Linked DNA regions of Homo sapiens: region 2 is linked to region 1. Evidence: chromatin loops called from intact Hi-C (ENCODE). Cell type or tissue: PC-3. All regions are shown on one strand. Links, peaks and the distances in the headings refer to the core of each region. The heading gives the core; the rest is flanking DNA.

Region 1 (11,483 bases), core at 5,587-8,086:
TTCCTTGCCAGGCCAAGCTAGATCCCAATTCTTCCTCAGCCTCCATTCCTCCACCCTATAATCTTTGTATCACCTCCCCTTCTCACACCTGGTCTGGCTTACAGTTTTGTTCCGTGACTAGCCCTCCCCCACCTGCCCAGCAATTTACTCAAAAAGGTGGCTGGAGCCAAAGGCATAGTCAAGGTTAATGCTCCTTTTTCTTTATCCCAAATCAGAAGCGTTTAGGCTCTTTTTCATCAAATATAAAAACCCAGCCCAGTTCATGGCTCATTCGGCAACCCTGAGACGCTTTACAGCCCTAGATCCTAAAAGGTCAAAAGGCCGTCTTAGTCTCAAAATACATTTTATTACCCAATCTGTTCCCAACATTAAATAAAACTCCAAAAATTAAATTCTGGCCCTCAAACCCCACAACGGGATTTAATTAACCCCATCTTCAAGGTGTACAATAACAGAAAAAAGTTGCAATTCCTTGCCTCCACTGTGAGACAAACCCCAGCCACATCTCCAGCACACAAGAACTTCCAAACGCCTGAACTGCAGCAGCCAGGCGTTCCTCCAGAACCTCCTCCCCCAGGGGCTTGCTACACATGCCGGAAATCTGGCCACTGGGCCAAGGAATGCCTGCAGCCCGGGATTCTTCCTAAGCCACGTCCCATCTGTGTGGGACCCCACTGAAAATCAGACTGTTCAACTCACCTGGCAGCCACTCCCAGAGCCCCTGGAACTCCGGCCCAAGGCTCTCTGACTGACTCCTTCCCAGATCTTCTCGGCTTAGCGGCTGAAGACTGCTGCTCGGTTGCCTCGGAAGCCCTATAGACCATCACGGATGCTGAGCTTTAGGTAACTCTCACAGTGGAAGGTAAGCCCGTCCCCTTCTTAATCAATATGGAGGCTACCCACTCCACATTACCTTCTTTTCAAGGGCCTGTTTCCCTTGCCTCTGTAACTGTTGTGGGTATTGATAGCCAGGCTTCTAAACCTCTTAAAACTCCCCAACTCTGGTGCCAACTTAGACAATACTCTTTTAAGCACTCCTTTTTAGTTATCCCCACCTGCCCAGTTCCCTTATTAGGCCGAGATATTTTAACCAATTATCTGCTTCCCTGACTATTCCTGTATTACAGCTGCATCTCATTGCTGCCCTTCTTCCAAATCCAAAGCCTCCTTTGAGTCCTCCTCTTGTATCCCCCCACCTTAACCCACAAGTATAAGATACCTCTACTCCCTCCTTGGCGACCGATCATGCACCCCTTACCATCTCATTAAAACCTAATCACCCTTACCCCGCTCAATGCCAATATCCCATCCCACTACATGCTTTGAAAGGATTAAAGCCTGTTATCACTCACCTGCTACAGCATGGCCTTTTAAAGCCTATAAACTCTCCTTACAATTCCCCCATTTTACCTGTCCTAAAATCAGACAAGCCTTACAAGTTAGTTCAGGATCTATGCCTTATCAACCAAATTGTTTTACCTATCCACCCCATGGTGCCAAACTCATATAGTCTCCTATCCTCAATACCTCCCTCCACAATCCATTATTCTGTTCTGGATCTCAAACATGCTTTCTTTACTATTCCTTTGCACCCTTCATCCCAGCCTCTCTTCGCTTTCACTTGGACTGACCCTGACACCCATCAGGCTCAGCAAATTACCTGGGCTGTACTTCCGCAAGGCTTCACAGACAGACCCCATTACTTCAGTCAAGCCCAAATTTCATCCTCATCTGTTACCTATCTCAGCATAATTCTCGTAAAAACACACGTGCTCTGCTCTCCCTGCTGATCGTGTCCGATTAATCTCTGAAACCTCAGTCCCTTACAAAACAACTCCTTTCCTTCCTAGGCATGGTTCGTGCGGTCAGAATTCTTACACAAGAGCCAGGACCGCACCCTGTAGCCTTTCTGTCCAAACAACTTGACCTTACCGTTTTAGCCTAGCCCTCATGTCCGCGTGCAGTGGCTGCCACTGCTTTAATACTTTTAGAGGCCCTCAAAATCACAAACTATGCTCAACTCACTCTCTACATTTCTCATAACTTCCAGAATCTATTTTCTTCCTCATACCTGATGCATATACTTTCTGCTCCCTGGCTCCTTCAGCTGTACTCACTCTTTGTTAAGTCCCACAATTACCATTGTTCCTGGCCCGGACTTCAATCCAGCCTCCCACATTATTCCAGATACCACACCTGACCCTCATGACTGCCTCTCTCTGATCCACCTGATGTTCATCCCATTTCCCCACATTTCCTTCTTCCCTGTTCCTCACCCTGATCACGCTTGATTTATTGATGGCAGTTCCACCAGGCCTAATCGCCACACATCAGCAAAGGCAGGCTATGCTATAGTACAAGCCACTAGCCCGCCTCTTAGAACCTCCCATTTCCTTTCAATTGTGGAAATCTATCCTCAAGGAAATAACTTCTCAGTGTTCCATCTGCTATTCTACTACTCCTCAAGGATTATTCAGGCCCCCTCCCTTCCCTACACATCAAGCTTGAGGATTTGCCCCCGCCCAGGACTGGCAAATTAGCTTTACTCAACATGCCCCGAGTCACAAAAACTAAAATACCTCTTAGTCTAAGTAGACACTTTCACTAGATAGGTAGAGGCCTTTCCTACAGGGTCTGAGAAGGCCACTGCAGTCATTTCTTCCCTTCTGTCAGACATAATTCCTCAGTTTAGCCTTCCCACCTCTATACAGTCTGATAACAGACCAGCCTTTATTAGTCAAATCAGCCAAGCAGTTTTTCAGGCTCTTAGTATTCAGTGACAGACTAATGGTCTATTAAAAACACACCTCAACAAGCTCAGCCACCAACTTAAAAAGGACTGGACAATACTTTTACCACTTTCCCTCCTCAGAAGTCAGACCTGTCCTCAGAATGCTACAAGGTACAGCCCATTTAAGCTCCTGTATAGACGCTTCTTTTTATTAGGTCCCATTCTCATTCCAGACACCCGACCAACTTAGACTGTGCCCCCAAATAACTTGTCATCCCTACTATCTTCTGTCTAGTCATACTCCTATTTGCCGTTCTCAACTACTCATACATGCCCTGCTCTTGTTTACACTGCCGGTTTACACTGTTTCTCCAAGCCATCACAGCTGATATCTCCTCGTGCTATCCCCAAACTGCCACTCTAAACTCTTGAAGTAAATAAATAATCTTTGCTGGCAGGACTATGCTGAACCTCCTTAGGCACTCTCTAATCAGATGTCCTAGGTCCTCCCAATTCTTAGTCCTTTTATACCTGTTTTTCTCCTTTTCTTATTCCATTTAGTTTTTCAATTCATACAAAACCATATCCAGGCCATCACCAATAATTCTACACGACAAATGTTGCTTCTAACAACCCCACAATATCACCCCTTACCACAAGATCTCCCTTCAGCTTAATCTCTCCCACTCTAGGTTCCCACGCCGCCCCTGATCCCGCTTGAAGCAGCCCTGAGAAACATTGCCCATTCTCTCTCCATACCACTCCCCAAAATTTTCGCCGCCCCAATACTTCAACACTATTTTGTTTTATTTTTCTTATTAGTACAAGAAGGCAGGAATGTCAGGCCTCTGAGCCCAAGCCAAGCCATCGCATCCCCTGTGACTTGCACGTATACGCCCAGATGGCCTGAAGTAACTGAAGAATCACAAAAGAAGTGAAAAGGCCCTGCCCGGCCTTAACTGATGACATTCCACCATTGTGATTTGTTCCTGCCCCACCTTAACTGAGTGATTAACCCTGTGAATTTCCTTCCCCTGGCTCAGAAGCTCTCCCACTGAGCACCTTGTGACCCCCGCCCCTGCCCACCAGAGAACAACCCCCTTTGACTGTAATTTTCCTTTACCTTCCCAAATCCTATAAAAGGGCCCCACCCGTATCTCCCTTCGCTGACTCTCTTTTCGGACTCAGCTCACCTGCACCCAGGTGAAATAAACAGCTTTATTGCTCACACAAATCCTGTTTGGTGGTCTCTTCACACGGATGTGCATGAAATAAACCATGTTTGATGAACCCAGATGAGCAATCTGTTGATCTGAGAAAAGGAGTTTACTTGAATGAAAGCTAGTGTTGTTTGGATAAATGGACATTGGGAAGTTCCTGAAACAATCACGTGATCTGCAACTTTATCTTCCTGAGCCAGGGTTTTCTGGAAGAGTGATGCCCTGTAGCTGCAGACAGTGAGCTGTGTGGTTGAGATAGTTTGAATGCTGGGGGCTATTTCAGTTGGTGTGGTCAGGGAAGGCCTCCTAGTTGATGAAACCTTAGTAGAGGTCTGACTGTTGTGAAGGGTGAGCTGTGAGCAGTTCTAGGAAATTCAGCATTCTAGCCAGAGAGAAGAGTCAGGGCAAATCCCTTGGCATGGGAAGGATTTTGAGTGTTGGAGGACTAGCAAGAGAAGCAGGATGGCTGGGGAAACCATTGAGCAAGGGGGAGGTTACTTGGAGATTAGTCAATACCTTCCCAACACTAGGAAGAGTTTGGATTGAATTCTAAGGGATATGGGAAGTCACTGATGGTTTTAAAAAGAGGAGTTATCTGATTTAGAGGGTTAAATGACCACTTTGGCAGGAAGACCAGTTAGGAGGCTTTTGTAGTAGTCCAGGAGAGGGCAGGTGGCTTGGTCTTTGGTCATAGCAATGGAGGTGATGAGAAGTCAGTGGTGTACTAGGAGTTATCCTTGACTCCTCTTTTCCCAAACATCTCACATTCAAACTATCTACCTTCAAAATATAACTCCTAGTATTTTGACCGGAATAACTGATTGAAAAGCTATTCCATGTTGTTATGGACTGTGTGTGTTCTCCCAAAATTCATATATTGAAGCCTATATCCCAGTGTGACTATATTTGGATACAAGGCCTCCAGAAAGGTAAAATTAAGGATATATGGGGTCATAGGATAGGATTCTAGTTTAGTAGCACTGGTGTCCTTATAAGAAGAAGGGACACCAGACATCTCTTTCTTTCTATTCACAGACTAAGGAAAAGCTATATGAGGATACAGCAAGAGGGCAGCCAACTACATTCCTGGAAGACAGCCCTGAAACCAACACTGATGGCACCTAGATCTTAACTTCTGGCATCTGGAACTGTGAAAAAATAAATTTCCATTGTTTAAGCCATGCAGTCTGTGGTAATGTTTTATGGCATCTCTAGCAAATTAATATACCATGTAATAGTATGTAGAAAACTGTGGAAAGAGTAGATTTGGGCAGGGTGGGAGCGTGGGGGTAAAAATAAACAGTTCTCCTTGTGGAAATGGTTGTGGATTATATGAGTTTTAAAGTCAGAGTGAAGGATGTTGAGATATAAAGGAGAGAGTCAGTAATGTGTGGCTTTGAGGCTTGGATTTTTCTTTTCTTTCCTAAACATCTGACTCTACCACCACTAGCCTCCTCCATTCCTGCCTTCTTGAATAACTATTTCTATTACGCCATTTCTCTTCTTCCTATTGAACACTACTTTCTGTGAAGGATTAGCTGTGATGTGGTGTAAAACTCTTTGGACTTAGGCCAGGTATGGTGGCTCAAGCCTGCAATCCCAGCATTTTGGGAGACTGAGGCAGGCAGATCACGAGGTCGGGAGATCGAGGCCATCTGTCTAACATGGTGAAACCTCATCTCTCTACTAAAAGTACAAATAATAATAATAATAATTAGCCGGGTGTGGTGGCAGGTGCCTGTAGTCCCAGCTACTCAGGAGGATGAGGCAGGAGAATGGCGTGAACCCGGGAGGTGGAGCTTGCAGCGAATTAACTCACTACACTAAAATGTCACTGAATAATATCAATAAACACATACATTTTTATTGTATGTGGATCGCGCCACTGTACAGCAGCCTGGGCAACAGAGCGAGACTCCGTCTCAAAAACAAACAAACAAACAATCAAAAAAACCTCTTTGGACTTAGTGTTAAGTACTCTGGGTTCAGGTCCCATCTCTAACCCTTACTATCTGTATAGCCGGGGAGTCTTGAGCAACTGATTCACTTAACCTCACTGGCATCAACTTCTTCACCTGAAATATGAATAAAGATATTTACCTTACAGGCTTATTATGAAATAACAACTATGCATGAGAAAAAAATGAGTATAAAAGCATTTTATAAAGTGAATATCGCAATAAAAACGTGTTTATTGATATTATTCAATGACATTTTAGTGTGATGAGTTAATTTCCTAGGAGTGATTGCATATAAACTGTAGAGAAAATACTAGACCCACGAAAAACACTTCCATTGTTAATGATGCAAGGGAACTTCTGTCTACTCTACTTCCCCAAATCTCTTCATATAAATGAGTGACCAGTCTACCTACCAATGAAATCAGTTTCATCCTCAATTTTCTATGGAGTGAACCTGTTGCAGGACGGATGGGTTCCAAAATTTAGCGTTAATCTGGGATGGTCCTTGGCTTTACCCAGGATAGAATTTAAGGGCAAGCCGGATCACCAGTAAGACAGTAATCTTCTGTTGAACAGTACTGCTCCTTGCAGAGAAGTTCTAATCATAGGCAGTGCACCCAGATTTATCAATGTATGGGCTCTTGGCAACTGTATTTGTACTCACTTAAACCCACTTTCAGTTACATGTGAATTAAGAGGCAGGTCAATGCAAATTGAGGGAAGGATTATTTGGAACTTTCTAAGAAAGAGACAGTAACTTAGGGGTTGTTAGAATGGAAAGAGGGGGTAACTTTTGGGTTGCTGTCGTGGCATTTGTAAATAGTCATGGCACTAGAGATTGCTTTCATCGCCATCTGCTGGTTCCTGCTGGTTTCTTCACTTTATCCTGTCTGGACCAGACCCTGATTTGGTTAGCAGGGTTGTGTCCAGAAAACCAGTCCTGCTGGTCTCCTACCTCAGTTCTATTTCTGTTTATGAACTAGATTGACTTGCTCTAGAAGATATAATACAGACTATAACATAGAGTTAGAGATTTGTAAGATGTTAAAGAACCCTTAGATATATTGTCCAGAGATGGCAAAATTGCAAATTAAATTACCACTCTCCTATCTTTTGGCCATGAAAGACATTACTTATTTACCAGAGCACATTTGTCTACTAAGCCCTCAATAGCCTCGAAATCATTTTCTTTATGGTATAGAGCCTCTACCATTTTGTTTCAGCAGGAAAATTTTATTTGCCATCTGTGATTCCTTTCATTATACAGATGGAGAAACTGAGACCTTGAGAGGTAATTTGTCTAACAGCATGCTTACTGTTTTTAGTGAATGCCAAAAATACCTAAGCAGGAAGCTGCATTTCTATATATGGAAAATGAATGTACTTATTATAAATGTGCATATACCTTCACACCTCACCACACATATATACATGATTGTTCATTTGAAATCTTTTTTTTTTCTGATTGAAGATACCCCTAAGGAGGCTGGAGACACCAAAAAATCTTTCTTAACTAACATTGGCAGTATTGAAACACTGCCTTCTGAGAGAAATGACTTTTGTCTTTTACTTAATTAATTATAAACAGGAATCACTAGATACCTGCAGGTTGTTGTTTGCTTACTTATTACAGCCAAGCTCTGCCATTCTTAAATCTCTTTTAACTCTTAAAAAGGCAGGCAGAGAGGTTTCTTCTCCTTTGATCTTCTTAAGGGCACTGATACATTAAAGGATGCTATGATGTCTCAGACTGCCAAAATATAACACTAATAATACTGTGTGCTCTCCAAACACAACATCCTTCCTATAATATCTTCCCTTGACAGACATAATTACTTGAATCATCCACAGGGGCCTCTTAATGAAACTTTCTGTTTGTAGCAACTTTTGTTTCATTTAATTAGCTGTCTGTATGAGCAGTGCATGAAGGCAGTTGTTTTCTTACACAGCAAAGAATAATGTCAATTCATTTCTAAGGGTGAGCTAAATTGAAGGTGCCTGTATTAGCAGAATCACTTTCTATTTGGATTAAGCAAGCTGTCAATATTGCAGCTCCTATGTTACAACACTCTTGTTGCCATCTAACCTCAACCTGTGTATGTACAAATATTTCATTAGGTTATTCCTATAACAGGACATTAAAATGGGACTTGTCCTGTCTTTCAATTGAGGCCAAAGACACTAGATGACACCTTCTAAAATGAATTGTAAGTCAGTTCACTGATTGAATGACTCTCAAGCCACACGATTTTTTTAGATCTTTTTAACGATCTAAAAAGTGGCTATTATTGGGCGTGATAAGTAGAATTTGGAGAGGACTTCTTTGCAGTGAGCTATCTTGTTGAGTTCAACCTATGAAACGAGAGAGTGTGTGTAAAGGGGGCAATTGCCCCTAATCCCAAGTCTAGCATGAAAAACTCCAATGGGATTACATTGAGAAATTGATATGCAATCTCTGTAGGTTTTGAATCAGATTAATGGGGCTTGGCTCATGCTTGAGAAGGCTGCAGTAGCTTGTGGTTTAGGAGTGAACTGTCTGTGATAGCATTGCCTTCCTTCCAACTGCAGACCAGTGGGCATGATTCCTAAGGACCAGGTATGGGAACCACACTAGTAATGTCAGCCTGAACTCATTTTAAAAGTGACTGTCTTGGAGGGATTTTCAGTTATGGTAGCATAAAAACATTGGTGAATCCTTTTAGCCAAACTGAACAAAATTGTCAAAAGGATGAAATATTTCCAGGCACTGGACTGACCATAGAGCCCAGAGTGTGTAAACCACAATTTTAGAATCATGTATTCTTAAAAACCTGGAGTGCTTTGGGAAGGAAAGGCAGACATCTATGCCCTTTTGCTTGGGCTGCTCCCATCCTCCCTCCTGCCCCAGCACAGTTGACAAGAAGTATAGTTTTACCAGTGTGGTGCTGTCTAAAAAACCCAGCAGCTTTATTGCCAGAGGGGACAGAATCAATTTGAGAAAAAAGACAAAACCCCATAGCTGTGTCAGCTAAAACTAAAGAACTTGGTAGAAAATAAATGGGGAGGACCTGTAGCTTTGCTTATCTAGGTTTGTGGTCCTGGTTAGGGTGAGCAGTGAACTAGTAAAAATTTAATAAGAAGATCTTGGAAGAGAAAGAGCTATGAAAGTCCTAAGATATACTTTTCATATATCCTCGGCCTACTGGGAAACTACATTTATCCTAGCTTTATCCTAGCGTAAAGTATAAGTTAAGGGACACTTGAAAACTTGCTGCAACTTGGAATGTACTTCCCAGCCCATGTACAGATCAATGAACAGAAGGAGGAAAACTTATGGGCTTGAGGGGTTTGAACACAACCTCAATCTACATTATTGTCTGATTACTAAACTGTGCAGTTATAGGAATAACACCTAGGAAGCCAGGGTAAAATAGAAAAATAAAAAGAAAAGAATACAGAATGGAGACATCAGTAGGTACATATTTTTGGGGAGACAGACATTGGAGTTTATGTCCAAGCAAATTAATAAAAAAGTAACACTTGGAAAAATAAAACAGAATCTATACTTGCTACAATTATAAGACATGCACAGAAACAGAGAAGTGTGATTCATACTAAAATAAAACCCAAAACCCAGTTTATAAAAACAGACTCAGAATAGGTCTAAGTGTAAGCTTTAGTAGAAAAATGCTTCAAGGCATCTCTCACAGATATGCTCAAAGAAGTAAAGAAAAATATTGTGACAATAACTCAAAAAATAGGGAACCTCATGAGAGAAATAGAGGCTCTAAAAAGGCCAAATAAAAATTCTAGAGTTAAAAAGATCAATAACTGAAATAAGAAATTCACTAGATGGACTCAAGAGCAGATTTGAGATGGCAAAAGAAACAATAGCAAACTTGAAGTTGGATATATCTGAAGAACAGAGGGAAAAAAGAGAGAAGACAAATTAACAGAGTATTAGAGTCCTGAGGGGCAACATCAAGTGTATCTATATATATAATAGGTCTCACAGAAAGAGAGAAAATAAAGAAAAAATGTTTTCAGAAATAATGGCGGCCAGGCACACTGGCTCATGCCTGTAATCTCAGCACTTTAGAAGATTGAGGTGGGTGGATTACTTGAGCCCAGGAGTTTGAGACCAGCTTGGGCAACATGATGAAACCCTGTCTATACCAAAAAAAAGAAAAAAACAAAAACAAAACACCCTGCAAAAATTAGCCAGGCATAGTGTCATGTGCCTATAGTCCCAGCTACTCAGGAAGCTGAGGTAGGAGGATTGCTTGAGCCCCACAGATGGAGGTTGTACTGAGCCAAGATTGTGCACTGAAGCCTGGGAGACAAAGTCAGACCCTGTCTCAAAAAAAAAAAAAAAAAAAAAAGAAAAGTAAAAGAAAAAGTAAATGCCTTGAAACTTCTCAAATTTAATGAAAACAATTTACAAATCCAAGAAGCTGAACAAATACCAAGTAAAATAAACAAAAAAGACCCACTTCTAGACATCATAGTGAAATTGATGAATGTTAAAAACAAAGAGAAAATACTGAAAACAGCAAAAAAAAAAAAAAAAAAAAAAAAGAAAAAAGTGACTCATTATATACAAGGGAATGACAAACAATGAATGATTGACTTCTCCTTCAAAACAATGGGGTCCAGAAGGCAGTGGAATGATGTATTCAAAGTGCTGAATGTAGCAAAACTATTCACCAAGGATCCTATACCCAATGATGTATTCAATGATGTTTTTTCTCCCTGTTCATTCTCCTTTTTTAAAATTGAAGGTGAAACAAAGACATTACAAGATAAGCAAAAACTGAGGGAATTAGTTGCTGGCAGATCTGTCCTACTTGAAGTACTTAAGAAACTCTTTCAGGCTGAAAGAACTGATACTGGACAGTGACTGAAATCCATAGGAAGAAATTAAATATGCAAGTGTATATGCATAAAACAGATATACATATATATTTATTACATATACACACACATATGTGTGTGTGTGTATGCATGTGTATATATACACATACACACACACATTTTCTCTCTCTTTTCTTCTCTAAAGATGACTCTGGCCTGCCAGATAAGGGGCCAAGCAACAAAAAGCAGGGACAGAAACTCAGAGTGAATCAGGGGTGGTTAGCTAGAGAAGAGGACTCTGTGAATCAAGATAATTGCAGTCAGGGGGTTCCTGAAGGGGAGTCTCTAACAAAGGCACAAAACAGCCCTTGGAGATAAGAATGAGCTTTAAATATTTGCTAGATTCAGAGACAATAAAGGCAAGCTAAAGTAGAAGTAGTCAAGAACTTTCGAGTATCCCTTACCTCTCCTCCCACCCTCTGCTTCCATTCTGGCAAAGTCTGAAATAGCAGTCAGTTCAGTGGGGAGAAGAAACCATCCTCCTCCCCAAGTGGCAGGCAGCCTACCTATGCCTGGCCCTAACCTAGGGTGAGGAGGGGATAGGGTGATAGGGCTTACCTTCCAAGCTGGATTGAATTGTGGGTTAATGTTGAACCAGATATTTTTTATTACTGAATTGTTTGTGAATTAAAGGATCTGAAGAAATTTTTGCTACCTGAAAAGGGTCAGAGGGGGAGT
Region 2 (11,483 bases), core at 5,418-7,917, 210 kb after region 1:
GGGATAAATCCCACTTGATTATGATGAATGATCTTTTTAATGTATTGTTGAATTCTGTTTGCTAATATTTTGTTGAGGATTTTTGCATCAATATTCATCAGGGGTATTGGCCTGTAGTTTTTTTTTGGGTGTGTCTTTGTGTGGTTTTGGTATCAGAGTGATACTGGCCTCGTAGAATGAGTTTGGAAGTATTTCCTTTTTCTCTATTTCTTGAAATTGTTTGAGTAGGATTGGTACTAATTCTTCTTCAAATATTTGGTAGAATTCAGCAGTGAAGCCGTCAGGTCCCAGGCTTTACTTTACTGGAAGGCTTTTTTTTATAGCTTCAATTTTGTTATTTGTTATTGATATGTTCAGGTTTTGGGTTTCTTCCTGGTTCAGTCTTGGTAGGTTTTATGTGTCTATGAATTTGTACATTTCTTCTAGATTTTCAAATTTGTTGGCCTCTAACTGCTCATAGTAGCCACTAATGATCCTTTGAATTTTTGTATTATCAGTTGTAATAGCTCCTTTTTCATCTCTGATTTTATATATTTGAATCTTTTGTGTATTTTTTCTTAGTCTGACTAAAGGTTTGCTCTCTTTGTTTAACTTTTAAAACAACCAGCTTTTTATTTCATTGGTGTTTTTATTATTTTATTTTATTTTCATTTATTTCTGCTCTTATCTTTATGTTTTTTTCTTCTACTAATTTTGAGTTTGGTTGGCTCTTACTTTTCTTATTCCTTTAGATGTGTTGTTAGGTTGTGTATTTGAAGGTTTTTTTTTTTTTTCCTTTTTTTTTTTGATGTAGGCACTTCCCTCTGTCCCATAGGCTTTTGGTATGTGTTTTTCTTGTCATTTGTTTCAAAAAAATTTTAAATTTTCTTCTTAATTTCTTCATTGGCTGACTAGTCATTCAGTAGCATATTGTTTAATTTCCATATATTTGTATAGTTTCAAAAATTACTCATTATTGATTTCTAGTTTTATTCCATTGGGTCAGAGAAGATGCATCATATTATTTAAATTTTTTGAGTGGTTTAAGAGTTGTTTTGTGACCTAACATATGGTCTATCCTTGAGAATAATCCATGTGCTTAGAAAAAGAATGAGTATTCTGCAGCCATTGGATGAAGTTTTCTGCAAATATTTATTAGATTCATTTGTTCTATAATGCAGATTGAGTCTGATGTTTCTTTGTTGATTTTCTGTCTAGAAGACCTGCCCAATGCTGAAAGTGGGATGTTGAAATCTCCAGCTATTATTGTATTGAAGTCTATCTCTCTCTTTAGCTCTAATAATATTTGCTTTATATATCTGGGTCCTCCAGTATTGTGTGCATATATATTTAAAATTGTTATATCCTCTTGCTGAATTGACTCCTTTATCATTATATAGTGACCTTCTTTGTCTCTTCTTATGGTTCTTGTCTTGAAATCTATTTTGTCTGATATAAGCATAGCTACTCCTGCTTTTTTTTGGTTTCCATTGGTGCGGAATATCTTTTTCCATCCTTTTATTTTCAGTCTATGTGTGTCTTTATAGGTGAAGAGTGTTTCTTGAAGGCAATAAATCAGTACTTTTTTTTTTTTTTTTTTTTGAGATGGAGTCTCACTCTGTTGCCCAGGCTGGAGTGCAGTGACAGGATCTCAACTCACTGCAACCTCCACCTCCCAGGTTCAAGTGATTCTCCTGCCTCAGCCTTCTGAGTAACTGGGATTACAGGTGCTTGCCACCATGCCCAGCTAATTTTTGTATTTTCAGTAGAGACAGGGTTTCCCCATGTTGGCCAGGCTGGTCTTGAACTCCTGACCTCAAGTGATCTGCCCACCTTGGCCTCCCAAAATGTTGGAATTACAGGTGTGAGCCACTGTGCCAGGCCCACTCTACATCTGTTGATTGGAGAGTTTAGTCCTTTGAAATTCAATGTTATTATTGACAAGTAAGGACTTACTCCTGCCATTATGTTTATTTATTTATTTATTTATTTATTTATTTTTCTGGTTGTTTTATGGTTTTGTCTTCCTTCTTTCTTTCATTCCTGTCTTCCTTTCAGTGAAGGTGATTTTCTCCGGAGATACGATTGTTTTTTGTATATGTATCTATTGCATGCTTTTTGTTTTGAGGTTACCATGAGGCTTGTAAATACTATCTTGTAACCCTTTATTTTAAGCTGATAACTGTAGGGAGACCCCCTGAAACTATTGTTATGGGGTAAAAGATGAAATGTTCCTAATTATTGTAAATACAAAGTTGCATGCAGGATTGTGTAAAGACAATGCCAGGTTGGACTGCCAGAATGAGCCAACAGTGAGCGACGTGCCTCCCCCTGCAGAGAGCCTATGAACAGACGTGTAGTCAGGGAGGTTTCACATCACCAAGATTCCTATCCCAGAAAAACAGATGTTCATAGCTCTGGGAATGGAATGTGACCCTTGTGGAGAGCTTATAAATGGACGAATGAGGGGGCACCTGTTCATATGGATAAGATAGGGCTATAAATGCCCTTATCTTGCCACGTCTCTTCTAGGCCTCTTTAGGGTTAAGGCATACTCCCTTCTGAGAATTTCTGGTCTAACTAGTTGTCTAGCTTCGCGTCCTGTTTCTATGGATTGTTTGTAACTAGCTTTTGCTGCAACTGTTACTGCTGATTAATATTTTGCTAATCATAGGTTATGGAAAGACTGCGTTTCTGTTTTAAGGCTCTGTTAGAAATTACTGATGCACACACTATATTGTAAATTCTTATCTCTGTATACTGTACTTCTACATATAGATGTTATGCGTTATGTTAAAGAATTACTTCAACCCCATGTGACCATCTCACCTCATAATCAAATGACCCTAAATCCCTCACTAACCTACCCCTTCCCTCACTAAACTTAATAATAAATGCTAGTATATCCAGTGCATTGGCGGCATCGTGGGACTAGAAGGCAGTGACCCCCCTGGACCCAGCTTTCACTATCTTGTGTGTGTCTATTATTTCTCGACCTGCCGATCCGCCTCGGAAGGAAGAGAAAGCCCTGTTGCATTGCGGGCTGCTGGCCAGATCCCGCAATAGATAACAATTTAAAACTCTTGGCACAAGCAAACAAACAAACAAGCAAAAAGAAAACTAATAAAGATTATACACCTTCACTTTATCCCCCTGCTTTTTAACTCTTTGTTTTTACTATTTATATCTTATTGTACTATGTTTTGAAAAGATGTTGTAGTTATTATTTTTGATTGGTTCATTGTTTAGTCTTTCCACTTAAGAGTAGTTTATACACCGCCATTACAGCATTATTATATTCTGTGTTTTTCTGTATACTTACTATTACCAGTGAGTTTTGTACCTTCAGGTGATTATTTATTGCTCATTAACATCCTTTTCTTTCTGATTGCAGTACTTCCTTTAGCATTTCTTATAGGACAGGTCTGGTATTGATGAAAATCCCTCAGCTTTTGATTGTCTGGGATAATCTTTATTTCTCCTTGATGTTTGAATGATAGTTTCACCAGATATACTATTTTAGGGTAAAAGTTTTTTTTTCCTTCAGAGCTTTAAATAGCCACTTCTTTCCTTGCCTGTAAGGTTTCCACTGAAAAGTCTGCTGCCAAACATATTGGAGATCCATTGTATGTTATTAGTTCCTTTTCTCTTGCTGCTTTTAGAATCCTTTCTTTATCCTTCACCTTTGGAAGTTTGATTATTAAATGCCTTGAGGTAGTTTTTTGGGGGTTAAGTTGGCTTGGTGTTCTATAACCTTCTTGTACTTAGATGTTAATATCTTCCTCAGGTTTGAAAAGTTGTTATTTTGTTATTTTTCCTTTGAATAATCAAATTTTCCTTTGAATAAACTTTGAATAAACTTTCTACCCCAATCTGTTTCTCTACCTCCTCTTAAAGTTCAATAACTCTTAGATTTTCCCTTTTGAGGCTATGTTCTAGATCCTTTAAGTGTGCTCCATTGTTTCTGATCCTTTTTTCTTTTATCTTCTCTGACTGTGTATTTTTAAATAGTCTTTTTTTAAGCTCACTAATTCTTTCTTCTCATTAATTAATTCTGCTATTAAAGAGTCTAATGCATTCTTCAGCATGCCAATTGCATTTTTCATCTCTAGAATTTCTATTTGATTCTTTTTAATTATTTCAATCTCTTTGTTAAATTTATCTAATAGAATTCTGATTTCCTTCTCTGTGTTATCTTGAATTTCTTTGTGTTTCCTCAAAACATCTATTTTGAATTCTCTATCTGAAAGTTCACATATCTGTTTCTCCAGGATTGGTCCATTGTGCCTTATGTAGTTCATTTGGCGAGGTAGTGTTTTCTTGGAACATCTTGATACTTGTAGTCATTCATCTATGTATGGGTATTGAAGAGTTAGGTATTTATTGTAGTCTTCACAGTCTGGGCTTGTTTGTACCCATCCTTCTTCAGAAGGGTTTACTGATATTTGAAAGGACTTGGGTCTTGTGATCTAAGCTGTATCTGCTTTAGTGGGGACCCCAAGCCTATTAACACTGTGGTTCTTACAGACTCATACAGGTACCACCTTGATGACCTGGGTAAGATTCAGAAGAATCTCTGGATTACCAGGCAGAGGTGCTTGTTCTTTTCCCTTCCTTTTTCCCAAATAAATGGAGTCTCTCTCTCTCTCTCTTCTGAACCACCTGGAACTGTGAGTGGAGTAACACAAGCAGCCCTGTGGCCACCACCCTAGGGGTCAGACGTGAGGCTAGCTCAGCATTGAGGTTTATTTGGGGCCCCAGAGCATTTAGCCTATGGTGATGAGACTTGTGGGAAATCAAGTTCTCGCTGCTGGGATTGGAAATTCTCTTCTGGTTAGGGCTTGTTTAAATGCTCACTCTATGGGCGGGCATCAGTTGAATTTGGTTTGGTTTTTCTTTCTGCTATAATGGGTCAGCATTGAGCTCAGTGCCTCATAATTGCTGTGCTCTCCCTCTCCCCACACGGAGAATTGCTCTCTGCACCATGACACTCGCTGCCGGATGTTGGGGGAGGGGTGACATTACTGATTCAAGTCTGTTTTTCCTACCTCTTCAGTGCCTTTCTCAGTGATATGAAGTTAAAACCAAGTACTATGAGTGCTCACCTGATTTTTGGTTCTTACGAAGTTGTTTTTTTGTGTAGATAGTTGTTAAGTCTGTGTCCTTGTAGTGGGGGACGGTCAGTAAAGCTTTCTATTCCGCCATCTTGCTCCACCCCTCTCCTGAGTCTATCTTTTACATGAAAAGTTTGGTCTACTCTATTTAAGTCTGGCAACAGGAAAAATACCTACAACCTCGTACTTTCTCATGGGATAGGAAAGAAAAGACTGTAGACTCCCAGAAGAATATCATAAACAAGGATATACGGGAAAGATAGCACTTAAGTTTCTGCCATTCCAATGACAAATGAAGGGAGGATCTTGCTTATGTTCATTGATACTTGCATGCTTTGATACCCATGTGCTCAAGACATCATTTGGGAATGAGTATTGGGTAAGTATAAGAGATTCCAGCACTCTGAATCTATCATGACACTTGCTGCTGCTCTCACACCCAAATACTTCTTCTGTTAGATTTTTCTGTAGCTTTCAGATACTCTTAGAAATGTGTGTTAGCTGAGATGTGCCACAATATAGTCATTTCTCATTAACATGGGACGTTTCTTTAAAAAATGGCAGCTGGTCATGTGTCTTGTATGGTTTTAAACTGCTGCTGGTTCACGATGATAAATTCCAAAATAATTTAGTCATTAATTATCTAGCTCTTGTTAACCTCACCAGCCTTACCTTCTGCCTTCAAGTTCCTGAAATTTTCTGAACTTTGAATCTCTGAACACATCAGGCCATGTCATATCTTTGTGCCTTTACACAGGTTTCTTTGTCTGCCAAAAGTACTTTTCCCCCAATTATTATTTGTCTATTTAAAATATGATCTCCTTTAGAAAGTGATTATGCTTCTTACCAATAGTTTTGATTCTTTTGCCTTTCCAGGCATATAAAAGACTGTACTTCTCTACTCCCTTAAACTTAGGTATGGCCATGTGACTTGGCCAATACGGTGTGAGAAGTTCACTGTTCCCTTCTGCTTGGAAACACATAAGAGCCCATGCATGACTCTATATATGTTCTTTTCCCTTGCAGTATCAATTGAAGAGGCCATGTGTTCAAGATGATGGAGCTACCGAGTGGCAAATCTTCCCTCAGCCGTGGACCAGTGTGTCACCATATAGAGAACAGTTACCCAGGTGGGTGACCAGACCACACTATAGTAGAATTTGTATAAGTGAGAGATAAATCTCTGCTCTGTTAAGGCCATAAGAGTTTGGACTGGTTTGTTGCCATAGCACAATCTACCCCATCTTGACTGATAACACATGCCTAACTCCTCCAGGAAGATTTACCTGCTAACTCAGTATTCACACAGCATTTTACTAAATAAACATAAGCATAAACATCTGTTTTGTGAATACCACATTATTATTAAATTTTTTATACATCAGTTTTCATCAGTAGACTGTGACTTCTTCAACAATGAGGGCCATGTTTTATTGAATTCCATGTCCCCCAAATTAAGCACAGTTTCTGGAATATAAATGCTCCATACATATTCATTGGGACTGAAGTTCTAACCATGGCGCTATTGAGAAATTCATTTGATATTTATGTGCTTTTAGCTCTCTCTTGTGAAAGTGTAGATGAGAATGACCAGACTGCCCCCTCAAGGTCAAATAAGTTAATAAGAGTGAGAACACTTTGAAAAGTAAAAGGGTAGAAAACAATACATTATCATTATGAGCTAGGACCAAATTGCTTGGGAAGGCAGCAGAACTGGAAGTTGTCTGCAGGACATATTGGGAGAATGCTTTTGCATTTCTCTTATTTACATGCAATTGTCAATAATTTTCTTTCTTTTTTGGGACACACTTTTTATAATAACTGTAGAAGACAGAGGACAAGAGGGTTGCAATTTTGCAGTCCCGTTGATCCTTTGATGGAATTCTTACTCTTCCTTTCCTGTGCTATCCAATCAGTGGCCTGCAGAAAATGATTCCCCAACCAGGAGTTGGACCCAGCCTATTGTGGAGATGCTACTGATGCCCAGCCCATCTCTCCCTAGTATTCACGTCTCTATGCACACACACAGCTTCTTACTGTGGCACCTCTAACTTTCTGCTTTCTGCTACAGGAGTGTACTCATCCTGTATGAAATTCGGGTCCAAATTTCCTTGGTACTAATATCCCTGGAAGCATCCCTCTGCCAATAATAACATAGATGTCGGTGGGTAAGTACCCCAACTTCCTTGACTTTTAGATAGAAGAACTCTAAGCCATGTTTTCCGAAGAGTCTTAGAGGAGTCAGAGCCCTGGCTGCCCATAGTGGTACCTGCTCATTAACCCATTCATATTGGTTTCTTCCCTATCCTAGTTTTCTTTTCTGACTCCTTTGCCAGTGATTCCTAGAATCACCCTGCAAATAAACTATTTCCACTCAAATCCTTGTCTCTGGCTCTGCCTATGGAGAACCCAATGTAAAATAATCCACTTTCCCCATTGCATTTCTTATATTTTAATATAAAAATATATTAACACATTTTGGGAGGCCAAGACAGGAGGATTTCTTAAGGCCAGGAGTTCAAGACCAGCCTGGCCAATACAGCAATACTTTTTCTCTATTAAAAAAAATAAATACATATATATTTGTTAATAACCATACAATAAATATAATAAACATATAATTCAAAACATTAAGCATAAAACAAATAAAATTAAATAATATAAAATTAAAATTTACTACTGATTGCTGCACAAATGGACATTCCTTGGGTTTATAAAGATTATTTAGTGCAATGTTTTATCAAAAGTACAAATGCTGTTCCAAGTACTATTCACCATAGGAAAATTTTTTCAAAAGCATTCTTCCCCTGCTTCCAATGAGGCCCTGCAGTCATTAGGGAAATCCTTGAGAGGGTGTGGGATGGTGGAGGTTCTGGCTCTGATCTGCAAGAGGGTGCCAATTCTTCACACTTAAGCATGAGATTTATCACAAATGACACAGGCCTTCATCCTGAGCACTGAAGCCTCAGTCTGACTCTTTGTTAGAGTTTCCTTTCAGTCACTGGGAAAGCAAAGTAGAGGACTAGGCCTTTGTCTTCTTCCTTCTTCTGACTTTAAAAGGGCTGATTATCAAGAGAGTCTGCCTTTTATCAGCATTCTGACAGCCGTGGCAGAATTGTTCTTCAAACCTTATTACCTTTTGATTTCTAGCTTCTTCCCCAATATTGTTTTCTACATTTCAGAGAATAAATTAGATACAATTTTCACTGTGGCTTGAATATACACTGTGGATGTCTGAGTTAAAGCTTGCCTGCTTATGAGTAAAGGAGGCCCAAGAGAAATAAGACATCACAGAAATAATTTAGCCCCAGAACCATGGCAAGGAGAGGAAAAAAATGCCACGGAGAGTATATTAGAAATTCAAAATATTGCACTTATTTTAGCAAGTGGAATAAATTTTTTCACATGAAATCTCTCAGATTGTAATAAAGACTAATTATTAATAACAAAGAAGCTTTGAGAGGCACGTTGAGAGGGAAAATATATGCAAATTTGGGCTGAGCATATGTGTGCGTGAGTCCCGGCCATTTCAGCCACTTTCGCAATCAGCACTGATGGCAGAGAGTAATTCACATTGATTGCTAAACAGCTGAAGTGATTGAGTCTCCTGCTGTGCAGCAGTCCAGGCATTTGGGGTGAGAGTGCACTTGCTGTGTACAATGAGCGTTGGCAGCCTTTCAGAAACTCTAGCTAAATTTGAAAATGGGTTTGGGAACAATATCAATTTATGCCAAGCCAATTCAATAATTGGTGGAAAAACTAGAAGGGAGCCTGTTTTGGAAATAGAACATTTCCAAATTAGAGGGTTCACTTTCTCATATCATCCTCATTCTGGGGTTCTTCACCATTTGTGAATTGTTTGTCTTAATGGATGATGCTGCACAATTAGTATAGTCATGGTAAATTGTTACCCAGGCATTTCACATTTCATGTGTCCATTCATTTATTCTGTAACTATTTAGTAAGGACTTACTGTGTTTAAAGGTACTATCTAAAATTTACCTAAATAACATTATTGAGGACATGGACTATCTCATACATAAGATTATGATCAGCAGTGGGCTGAATTGAATAAGCCTGGCAGGATCCATGAAGCTGGGTGTATACCACATGTGCTTGTGTGCTCTCTCTCTCCTTCATATACAAATATACATAAACATACATACACACACAGTTTCAGGATCCTGAGTGTTCAAGATCAACTTGAAAGTAGCAAAACTATAACAGTAGAAAAATACCTTTATGATTTCTGTAAGTTAAGAGACGTAGAGGGGCTAAGCTGATTCTGCCAGTGACATCAATCTGACTTTCAGCAAATAAATTCACCTATCTCCACCTCAATTTCCTAGGAAGGCAAGGGCTTTCTCTGTTAGTTTTACTACTTTATCCTCAGCTCCTAGAATACAGCCCAGCACTGGTAGAGCTCAATAAATATCTCTTGAAAGAAGAAATAAAATAGTTTGATCTCAAATGTCTAGGGTCTGGGCTAGGCCATAAACGAATGGCAAAGATGCGCTGATGGCCTTGGCCTCTGGCATACACTAAAAATAGCTTAGCGACATCCTTGGCCCTTCATCTTAGGCCCTAAAGTTAATCAGAGAGTTAAGCCTCTAGTCACTCCATGATGAGGACTGGTGAGCCCAAGGAAAAGAAGAGGTGGGAGGAGAATCTACCCTGATACTCAGCACAGAATTGGTCTGCATGTAGGGTACAGCAAAATGATTTTGGTGGTGGCAAGGATTATACAGATATGAGTCCGAGCTGTTTGTCAGGGTTTCAGAGAAAAAAAAGAAGTACTGAATCAAAAATCCAATAATATCTTTTCTAATTACTTTGGACAACCTGAAGCGTTAATTTCTCTGTGATTCCATTGCCTCTCGTACGTACCTCTTTTATTGCCAATGGTGTAGTTCATTGTCAGTATGTGCTCGCATATTCCTCACAAGGTTATATGTTCATGGGGACTAAGATGTTCAGCACACAGCAGATGCTCAATAAATGTTTGTTTGAAGGATACACTGCCTTTCCTGGGCATGAACATTCACAAATGCTAAGTTCCTGCTTCACTTCATGAACATTTGAGAAGTTTAGTTTTATATTTCATAACGTTTCTTGCCTATCAGGAAATATTTTAATGCAACTTACTCTACAAAGTGGTGGGAGGGAAGATACTTTCTCATAGCCCTCCTCTGAGGCATGTCTCAATTTCACACCTTCCACAGAAGTAATTAATCACTTCTCCTCTACCTTCTAACAATTGATTCTTTAGGTTATCCACAAAATGCACACCATGACCTTTTGAAAACCTTGATGTAAACTTGCCACAAGGACTCTTTTTCTTTCTTCCTAAAGGGAAATTGGATAGTGTTCTTTCCATTGTGACAATATGTCATTTGCAATAAATAAAATCAGGAGAAGGAAAGAAAACATTGTCTTCGTTACAGAGACCAATTCTGACATAGTCAGGAAGTAGTTATGATAATGGTTCATCAGAAAGTGTCATTGAACAAAATTTTTATGGGCAAGGAAACAAATTTGTAAAGCATTGTTACAACTGTCCATCTGCCAGTCATCACAGAAATAGCCTTTTTGTACAGTACTTAAATTCATTCTAGAATGAGCTTTATTTAAATACATTTAAATATGCTATTTGGCATTGTAAGTAGGGAATGGATCCCCAAGAACAGCCTGTTTGGTAATTTATTTTGCAGTGCACACTGTTGCTAGGTGATAATCAGCTCTAGTGTTACTGGAATATTTGATGCATTAGGTCAAAATTTGATTTTTTATACAGGGATTCTATTTGGTGTGGAAGCTTGGACCTAGGTGAAAAGGCAGAGGCTCTTTGCTTCCTTGCCAAAGGGATAGATCTCCTAACTCTGCCTGGTTTATTTCAGCTCACTGAGGATTCTCTAAATTAATTTTTTACCTAAGTTCTCTGAACTAGTTCAGTTGGGAAGCGCTGACTCCCCCAGTTTCACTGTTGGCATCACTAAAGGCAGCTCAGTAGGAATGCTGGCTTTAGTGGGCAATTACCTCTGCTGACAGAATACAGAGAGTCTTGAATCCTAGGGCTTTGAACTTGACTAAAATAACAATAAATGAATTTTCTTTCAGGCTGGACATGGCCAGGTGACCACTCCTTTACATTGATTAAGTGGAGTATTTTAGACCAAGCATGAATATCTTGTTTTACCTCTTTGTATGAATGGGATTCATCAATTTAGTGTAAACAGCCAAATGTAGAATTAGTCAGCTTAGCTATTTAGAAATCTGATGAGAGGCAGAAGTGAGTTTTCTTCCTCTTGTTTTTGGTTGTTTTTTTTTTTTTTTTTTTTTTTTTGTAAAATTAGTAAAGGGATAGTAATTAAAATATTGGTAAAACATTTG

The links. Peaks named below come from ENCODE experiments on the same cell type or tissue, not always from the same donor. Only the 100,000 strongest peaks of a DNase experiment are listed, where the experiment ranks them.
Region 2: a loop joins it to region 1, with 6 times the contacts of the local background. A loop is called at or near these places in 5 of 110 quality-filtered maps.

The regions. Positions count from the first base shown.
Region 1 is chr6:144,924,856-144,936,338 of GRCh38, forward strand. No RefSeq gene overlaps it. Among named protein-coding and RNA genes, the nearest start is that of TRQ-TTG4-1, 250 kb to the right of the region's middle. In PC-3, for the core only: CTCF peaks have their summits at 6,748 (motif pointing left) and 6,948; a DNase peak (open chromatin) is centred at 6,806; H3K27ac peaks cover 938 bases.
Region 2 is chr6:145,130,946-145,142,428 of GRCh38, forward strand. No RefSeq gene overlaps it. Among named protein-coding and RNA genes, the nearest start is that of TRQ-TTG4-1, 46 kb to the right of the region's middle. RefSeq lists an enhancer at 4,733-5,932. In PC-3, for the core only: CTCF peaks have their summits at 6,691 (motif pointing left) and 6,890; no DNase peak of the experiment used is centred there.